Regions from separate parts of the Homo sapiens genome. Here region 1 is linked to region 2. Evidence: read pairs that join two places in POLR2A ChIA-PET (ENCODE). Cell type or tissue: K562. All regions are shown on one strand.

Region 1 (4,000 bases), 190 kb after region 2:
TTGTTAAGGAAAAATAGGTCATCTTGTGGACTTTAGAGTAAAGTGTTTACTTTTGATTCCTACAGGGAAGGAAATTCCATTTCAAGAGATTCCTTGGCCTTGCAAAAATAGTGAGGACAGTCACGGGGGCAGCAGAGGGGAGCAGTTAATGAGAGCAGGAAGGGAGGAGTTTCTTCCTAAGCATAATAACTATAATCACTGGAAGGCTGAAATTACTAGTCCTGTTGTTTGTCCAGCCTTCTGGAACATATATAGTTATTTCTATGTGAATCAATTTCTCTAGTTTCACAAATGACATTTTCCCACCTGCAAGGAGAGAGTCACTGAAAAAGGAAGAGAAGATGGGGTTCCCCGGGCACAAGGCCCTCTGGTCATGGCAGTGTGAAATGATAAGTAATTCATCACTGGGTACAAACTAACATATGTTTGGTGAGGCAGTCTAGCTATGGAATTCCAGGCTCAGAATGAAAAGCACCAGGGTATTTTTCTGAGTCCTCAGTTTTTCCTTTGAAAGCCTTTTTTTTTTGAGACGGAGTCTCGCTCTGTCACCCAGGCTGGAGTGCAGTGGCGCAATCTCAGCTCACTGCAACCTCTGCCTTCCTGGTTCAAGCAATTCCCCTGCCTCAGCCTCCCGAGTAGCTGGGACTACAGGTGCACGCCACCACACCCAGCTAATTTTTTTTGTATTTTTACTAGAGATGGGGTTTCACCATGTTGGCCAGACTCATCACAAACTCCTGACCTCAGGCAATCTGCCCCCCTTGGCCTCTTAAAGTGTTGGGATTACAGGCGTGAGCCACTGCCCTCAGTTTTTTTTTTTTTTTTTTTTTTTTTTTTGAGACAGTCTCACTCTGTCACCCAGGCTGGAGTGCAGTGGCAAGATCTCAGCTCAGTGCAAGCTCCACCTCCCAGGTTCAGGCGATTCTCATGCCTTAGCCTCCTGAGTAGCTGGGATTACAGGTGCATGCCACCACACCCAGCTAATTTTTATATTTTTAGTAGACACAGGGTTCTGTCATGTTGGCCAGGCTGGTCTCGAACTCCAAGCCTCAAGTGATCCACTGGCCTCGGCCTCCCAAAGTGCTGGGATTACAGGCGTGATCCACCATGCCTGGCCAAAGCCTTTCTTTTTTTTTTTTTTTTTAAGAGACAGGGTCTCACTCTGTCACTGAAGCTGGAGCACAGTGGCACGATCGCTGCTCACTGCAGCCTTGACCTCCCAGGCTCAAGGGATCTTTCCACCTCAGCCTACTAACTACAAATACGCCACCACCCCGGCTAATTTATTTTTTTACTTTTTATCGAGACAAGGTCTGGCTCTGTTGCTCTGGCTGGTCTCAAACTCCTGGGCTCAAGTGATCCTCCCACCTCAGCCTCCCAAAGTGCTGGGATTACAGGAGTGAGCCACTATGTCTGTCCTTGAAAGCCTTTTTAATGTGCCAAAACAAGATGGGTAAATGTATCCAGGTTGAAGTTAGAAGGCCTCTAGACAATAACTATTCTGTTTTACTCCCTGTTCCCCAAGAGCTTTGGATTCACTGGAATTGCCTCTAAGAAGAGGCTGTACACATGGTTGAAGCAGGAATCCCAGTATTGAGGCTGTTTTTGATGGGGCCAAGGAATGTCGGTCATATTTGTGTGCAGGTCTATTTTCTCTCTCCACTTTTTCTGACTTGGGCTGAGTGGATGAAGAGGAGGCCCACCACCACCTCTCAGTATACTTTGTACACATAGAGTTGCATTCATCTGGGAATAAAAGACATATTTTCAAAACAGTAGGTTTGATACAGGACAGGCAAGCTCCCAAATTGGGGCTTAGCCAGGGAGGGTTGTTGGCTTCCTCCAGGAAAGAATTCAAGAGCAAGCTGGTGGTATTAAACAGCAACTTGTATTGAAGTGGCAGTGTATAGCAGCAGCAGAGGTACTGTTCCTAGCGAGCAGGGATACCCCATAGTCGGTGTGCCCAGAATAGCATCTCAGAGGCAGTTCTGCACTCATATTTTTACCCACTTATAATCACATGCAAAATAGGGGGCAGTTTATGCAGACATTTCTAGGAAAAGGGTTGTAACTTCTGGGTTGTTGGGTCATTGCCATGGAAATGGGTGGTAACTTCTGGGTGTTGCCATGGCAATGGTAAACTGACAGGGCACGCTGGTGGGTGTGTCTTATAGAAAACTGCTTCTGCCTTGGGGCTTTTTTAAGCTAGTCCTCAGTTTGGTCCAGTGTCCAACCTCTGCCTCTGGAGTCCAGTCCCTGCCTCCTACCTCAGGTTGCTTGGGTTTTTCCCTCCCAATTATACAAGAAATGCATACTCACTATAGAAAATTTGCTAAATATGAGCCAGGCACGGTGGCTCACGCCTGTAATCCCAGCACTTTGGGAGGCTGAGGCAGGCGGATCACGAAGTCAAGAACTCAAGACCATCCTGGCCAACATGGTGAAACCCTGTCTCTATTAGAAATACAAAAATTAGCTGGGGATGGTGGCGCACGCCCATAGTCCCAGCTACTCAGAAGGCTGAGGCAGGAGAATTGCTTGAATCTGGGAGGCAGAGGTTGCAGTGAGCCAAGATCGCACCACTGCATTCCAGCCTGGCGACAGAGCAAGACTCCGTCTCAAAAAAAAAAAAAAGAGAGAGAGAAGAAAATTTGCTAAATATGGCCAGGCGCGGTGGCTCACACCTGTAATCCCAGCATTTTGGGAGGCTGAGGCGGGAGGATCACGAGGTCAGGTCAAGACCAGCCTGTCCAACATGGTGAAACCCCGTCTCTACTAAAAATACAAAAATGAGCTGGGCATGGTGGCAGGCACCTGTAATCCCTGCTACTCGGGAGGCGGAGGCAGGGGAATTGCTTGAACCCGGGAGGCAGAGGTTGCAGTGAGCTGAAACCACGCCACTGCATTCCAGTCTGGGCAACAGAGCAAGACTCCATCTCAAAAAAAAAAAAAAAAGAAGAAGAAGAAAATTTGCTAAATATAGGCCGGCCGTGGTAGCTCATGCCTGTGATCCCAGCACTTTGGAAGGCCAAGGTGAGTGGATCATTTGAGGCCAGGAGTTCAAGACCAGCCTGACCAACATGGTGAAACCCAGTATCTACTAGAAGTACAAAAAAATAGCTGGGCATGGTGGCAGACACCTGTGATCTCAGCTACTCAGGAAGCTGAGGCAGGAGAATCACTTGAACCCAGGAGGCAGAGGTTGCGGTGAGCTAAGATCGTGCCACTGCACTCCAGCCTGGGTGACAGAGCGAGACTCTGCCTCAAAAAAAGAAAAAGTATGGGAGTGGAATATGGCTTCTGTTACTTGATCAAGGTGGATAAAGATTTATGGAGACTTTGGATTCATATAGTGACCTTTGCTCTCTGTCTTCTGGTCTCAAAACAATGTTCCTTGTTTTCTTGGTCTCTGAATATCCAACTGGCCTTGAGAGTTGTAGCTGTGAGCTACTAGAACTCAGAATCCATTCTTTTCGCATTGTTCCCTGTATAACTTGGCCACCTTTGACTCTAATGCTACCCAAGTCATCTCTGAAGTGTGGCTGTGATGGTAGCCTTCACTGCAACCCTTTCCTCAGAGCCACCTGCTGTCTACCACCCACCCTACCCCAGCATCCAGGCTAGGGTGGGGAAAGATAAACCTCTGAGCCTTCCATGGCCTGATCCCACAGCACAGCCAGTTTGATACGCTTGTTTTTTAGATTGGTATGGGGTGGTCTTCAGGGCAGCATCTTTCTGAACCCCAAATGAGAAGAGGGTAGGGCCCTCAGGATTACTTTCCATTATCCAGCCCATCTCCTACTCTCTGGGATGAAACCTGGACTTCCAAAAATGTGGGCACATATCTGACAGTTTTATTCTCTTCATTCCTGTTGTCTTTTTTTTTTGAGTTGGAGTTTTGCTCTGTTGCCAAGCTGGAGTGCAGTGGCACAATCTCAGCTCACTGCAACCTCTGCCTCCGCCTCCTGGGTTCAAGTGATTCTCCTGCCTCAGACTCCCA
Region 2 (4,000 bases):
TTCGTGTTGTTCTCATGTTTAGACAGGGGTTATGGGTTTTTGGGTGTCTGATCACAAAGCCGAGGTGCCGTTTTCATCATGTATCCTATCAGAGGTCCTATCAACTGGAGTTACAAAGATGCTGACTTTATCACGGGTATCCGCTGGGTTTCTGCACCGCAGAATGAGCCCCCTTCTCCCGTTCCACACTGTACTCTTTGGGAGGAAGTCACTAAGTGCAGCCACACATAAGGCCTGGGACTTATGCTTTCAGCCCCAACTCATTTAGGGTGAAATAGTGACATAAATTGGCCTGGTGCAGTGGCTCATGCCTGTAATCCCAGCACTTTGGGAGGTCGAGGCGAGCGGATCACCTGAGGTCAAGAGATGGAGACCCTCCTGGCCAACATGGTGAAACCTTGTGTCTACCAAAAATACAAAAATTAGCTGGGCGTGGTGGTGGGCGCCTGTAATCCCAGCTACTTGGGAGACTGAGGCAGGAGAATCGCTTGAACCCAGGAGGTGGAGGTTGCAGTGAGCTGAGATTGTGCCACTGCACTCCAGTCCGGCAACAGAGTGAGATCCCATCTCAAAAAAAAAAAAAAAACGACATAAATTATTTGAAATTCTTCTGCGTGGGTTTTTTTGTGTGTGTCTTCTCCCCCATTTATTAATTAATCCAAGCGCTTATTTATAATGGACTCATGGATATTTATTTTACACTTGGGTTATACTACTACTTCATTTTACTGCTCAATTGTTGCAGCGTTTGGTTGTTGGCAGCTCTTTCAGTCGGCTCCTTCATCCCTTTGATACCCCTCTCTCCAGCACCAATGTGGTTCTTTTCTTTTTGAGCCCTTCCTTACTCTCTGACACTACACGATGCTCCTGTCCCAGTCCTGGAATCAGCCATCTCTCCCAGGAGCCCCGGATCCTTTCACTGAAGAATGGTATTAGAAACCAAGGTACTAGGTGTGATCTTTTTGTTGTTGTTTTGAGACAGAGTTTTGCTCTTGTTGCCCAGGCTGGAGTCCAACGGTGCGATCTCAGCTCACTGCAACCTCGGCCTCCCGGGTTCAAGCGATTCTCCTGCCTCAGCCTCCTGAGTAGCTGGGATTATAGGCGCCCGCCACCACGCCTGGCTAATTTTTGGGGGTTTTTTTTTTGTATTTTTAGTAGAAACGGGGTTTTGCCATGTTGGCCAGGCTGGTCTCGAACTCCTGACCTCAGGTGATCCGCCCACCTCGGTCTCCCAAAGTGCTGGGATTACAGGCGTGAGCCACTGTGCCCAGCCTGATCTTTACTTTTTAACATGGTGGTTAGTGAAGGCTCTTCTGAGAAGATAACACGTGAATGAAGATGTAAAGAAGGTGAGGGACAAACTGTGGGGAGCTTCAAGGAGGGGACTTCAGGAAGAAGGGATACCCCTTGCTCCCTCCCCTGCCACCCCACAGCCTTCCCTCCTCCAACATACTGGGTACCCCAGAGGCCTGCCCAAGCCACCTGCTTCCCACCAGAAAAATAGCCAGCAGGGCAGCAGGTGCAAAGGCCCCAAGGCCGACATGTGCACTGCGTAGTCAAGGAACAGAGGCCAGTGAGGCTGGAGCAAATGGGCCGTGGAAAGAGATGGTGTTGGAGAGGTGGGGCAGGAGCAGATGACAGAGGGGCCGCCCGACAGGACCTCGGCGTTGCCTTAGACTGCAGAGGAAGCAGACAAGTGACACTATCAACTCACTTTTTAATAAAACCACTTTGGCTACCATGCTGGGGATAGCATGAAGGGGCAAGGGCCGATGCTATTTTAAGAATCTAATGAGTGAGGATGTTGGCTTAGACTGGATGATAGCAATGGAGGTTGGGTGAGGGGCTCAGTTTCTGAAGGCAGAGCCAACAGCATTTTCTGACAGCTTGGATGCTGGGTGAGAGGGGGTGGGGGGTGCTAAGGTTTTGCCTGATCATCTGGAAGGAGGCAGTTGGGATTAGTCACACTGGGGGAAGACTGGAGGAGCTCACATGGTGGACACATTAAGTTTGAGATGCCCATCATCCATCCAAGCAGAGACGCTGAGTTTGTGGCCGTGTAGGTCTGGAGTTCAGGGGAGAGGGTGGGCTGGAGGGATAACATGAGAACAGGCTCCCAGCTCAGCCCTGTTCCCCGACACAGGTGTCTCCAGGCAATGGATGTACACCTGTGGGCTTAGGCTGAATCCAACACAGGATCTTGACCAAGGAGCCAGCCTGTAACTACATGGGGAGAGGGGGCAGCTTTGAGAAAACCTGGCCCCAAGTCCCGGCAGGTGGAGCAGACGCTGCATGCGGCTCTTGGTCAGCTTCCCAAGGACCCCCCGCCTTGCTCTGCATGGGGGTGCCCCGCAAGCACCCAGGGCTCAGGGCATGGAGAGGCCCCAGGATGGGGACTGGGCTTTCCCTCCATCTGAGCTGCTCCCCAGGCCAGAACTTGGGGGCCACACCTACTTTTTCTTCCGCTCCCAGCCTCTGGGTCCTGGCCACAGTCATCAAAACTGCTGAGTGAAAAAAGGCACAAGGCCATATCCAGAGGGCAGCCTCTCTGACCTTTGGGAAGTGACAGCACCAGGTCACTGGACTCCCGAAACAGGAGGAATGGACAGGAGAGGAGGAGGGGGAGAAGGGGGTGAGGGAAGAGAGGCCAGGGGACAGGACAGAAGACAAGGAGAGGGAGGAGGAGGGGAGAGTCCAGAGGTGAGGGGAGGTAGGAAGAGGCTGGTGTCCTGAGCTGTGTCCTGGTCCCACAGCCTGGTGAAGGGGCAGCTGACAGCAGGGGTCCTTCTTGCCACCTATCTGTCTCTCACATGCCACATCTAGTCCACCAGCCCATGCTGTGTCCACCAGCCATGCCGGGGGCTCCCCCTCTTCCCTCGCTGATGCCTCCACCCTCGTCGAGGCCACCCCTCTCTCTGACCTGTGCCTCTGGAAGGGCCTCCTCCCACTTCCGTCCTCTACAGTCTGTTCTCAGAGCAGCCAGAATGACCCTTCTCAAACAAAACCCAGATGAGGCCATCGCTTCAGAAACCCTCTCCCTTCCCTAGAGTGAAAGGCCCCCTCTCGGGCCACCGAGTCTGCCCTCTGGTCTGCAGTCCTCCCTTCAGTCCTCCCACAGCGGCCTCCCTGCCGCTCCTCCAGCAGCCCAAGCAGGCTCACAGCTGCCACAGGGCCTCTGCACTTGCTGTGCCCTCCGCCCGGCCTGCTCTGCCCAGCAGGTGCCTTGCTCCTTTGCTTCTTTCAGGTCAGTGCTGAAGTCTCTTCAGAGAGGCTGCCCTGCCCACCCAATCTGAAACAGACTCCTCCCACCACTGCCACTGTTCCCTTCCCCAGCTTACTTTTTCTTAAGACTTACACCACTTTATATATACATATATATATATACACATACACACACACACACACACACACACACACATATATATATATATTTAGATAAGGTCTCCCTCTGTTGCCCAGGCTGGAGTGCAGTGGTGCGATCTTAGCTCACTGTATCCTCCACCTCCCAGGTTCAAGCAATTCTTATGCCTCAGCCTCCTGAGTAGCTGGGACTACAGGTATGTGCCACCACGCCCGGCTAATTTTTGTATTTTTAGTAGAGACGGGGCTTTGCCATATTGGCTAGGCTTATATAAGTATTAACGCTTCCCCACTGGAGTAGAAGCTCCCTGAGGACCAGGCATTTGTTTTGTCCACCAACGCATCCCGGCACCTGGAACAAGCTCCAGCAGGTGTGGACTCCATGGATACCTTTGAATGAATGCATGGCCATGCCTCACCTTCTACAGTTCCCTAGGGCTGGCTGAGGGAAATTGGTTGGGCCTGGCTGTCCTCCTCAGGCCCAAACAATTTGGCTCTCAGAAGTTCTGAGACCAAAGTGGAACCTATCACACGAAAGATGGGAAGGACACCGGGCGCAGTGGCCCACGCCTGTAATCTTAGCACTTTGGGAGGCCAAGGTGGGCGGATCACTTGAGGCCAGGAGTTCGAGACCAGCCTG

What was found. ChIA-PET counts read pairs that join two places held together with the same protein. Peaks named below come from ENCODE experiments on the same cell type or tissue, not always from the same donor. Only the 100,000 strongest peaks of a DNase experiment are listed, where the experiment ranks them.
Region 1: POLR2A ChIA-PET joins it to region 2 with 5 read pairs; 4 of 35 experiments call an interaction of 5 or more read pairs at or near these places.

Annotation. Positions count from the first base shown.
Region 1 is chr17:51,126,147-51,130,146 of GRCh38, forward strand. No RefSeq gene overlaps it. Among named protein-coding and RNA genes, the nearest start is that of SPAG9, 7.3 kb to the left of the region's middle. RefSeq lists a silencer at 1,948-2,171. In K562, no CTCF peak of the experiment used is centred here; a DNase peak (open chromatin) is centred at 2,185.
Region 2 is chr17:50,937,480-50,941,479 of GRCh38, forward strand. No RefSeq gene overlaps it. Among named protein-coding and RNA genes, the nearest start is that of TOB1-AS1, 73 kb to the left of the region's middle. In K562, no CTCF peak of the experiment used is centred here; a DNase peak (open chromatin) is centred at 1,937.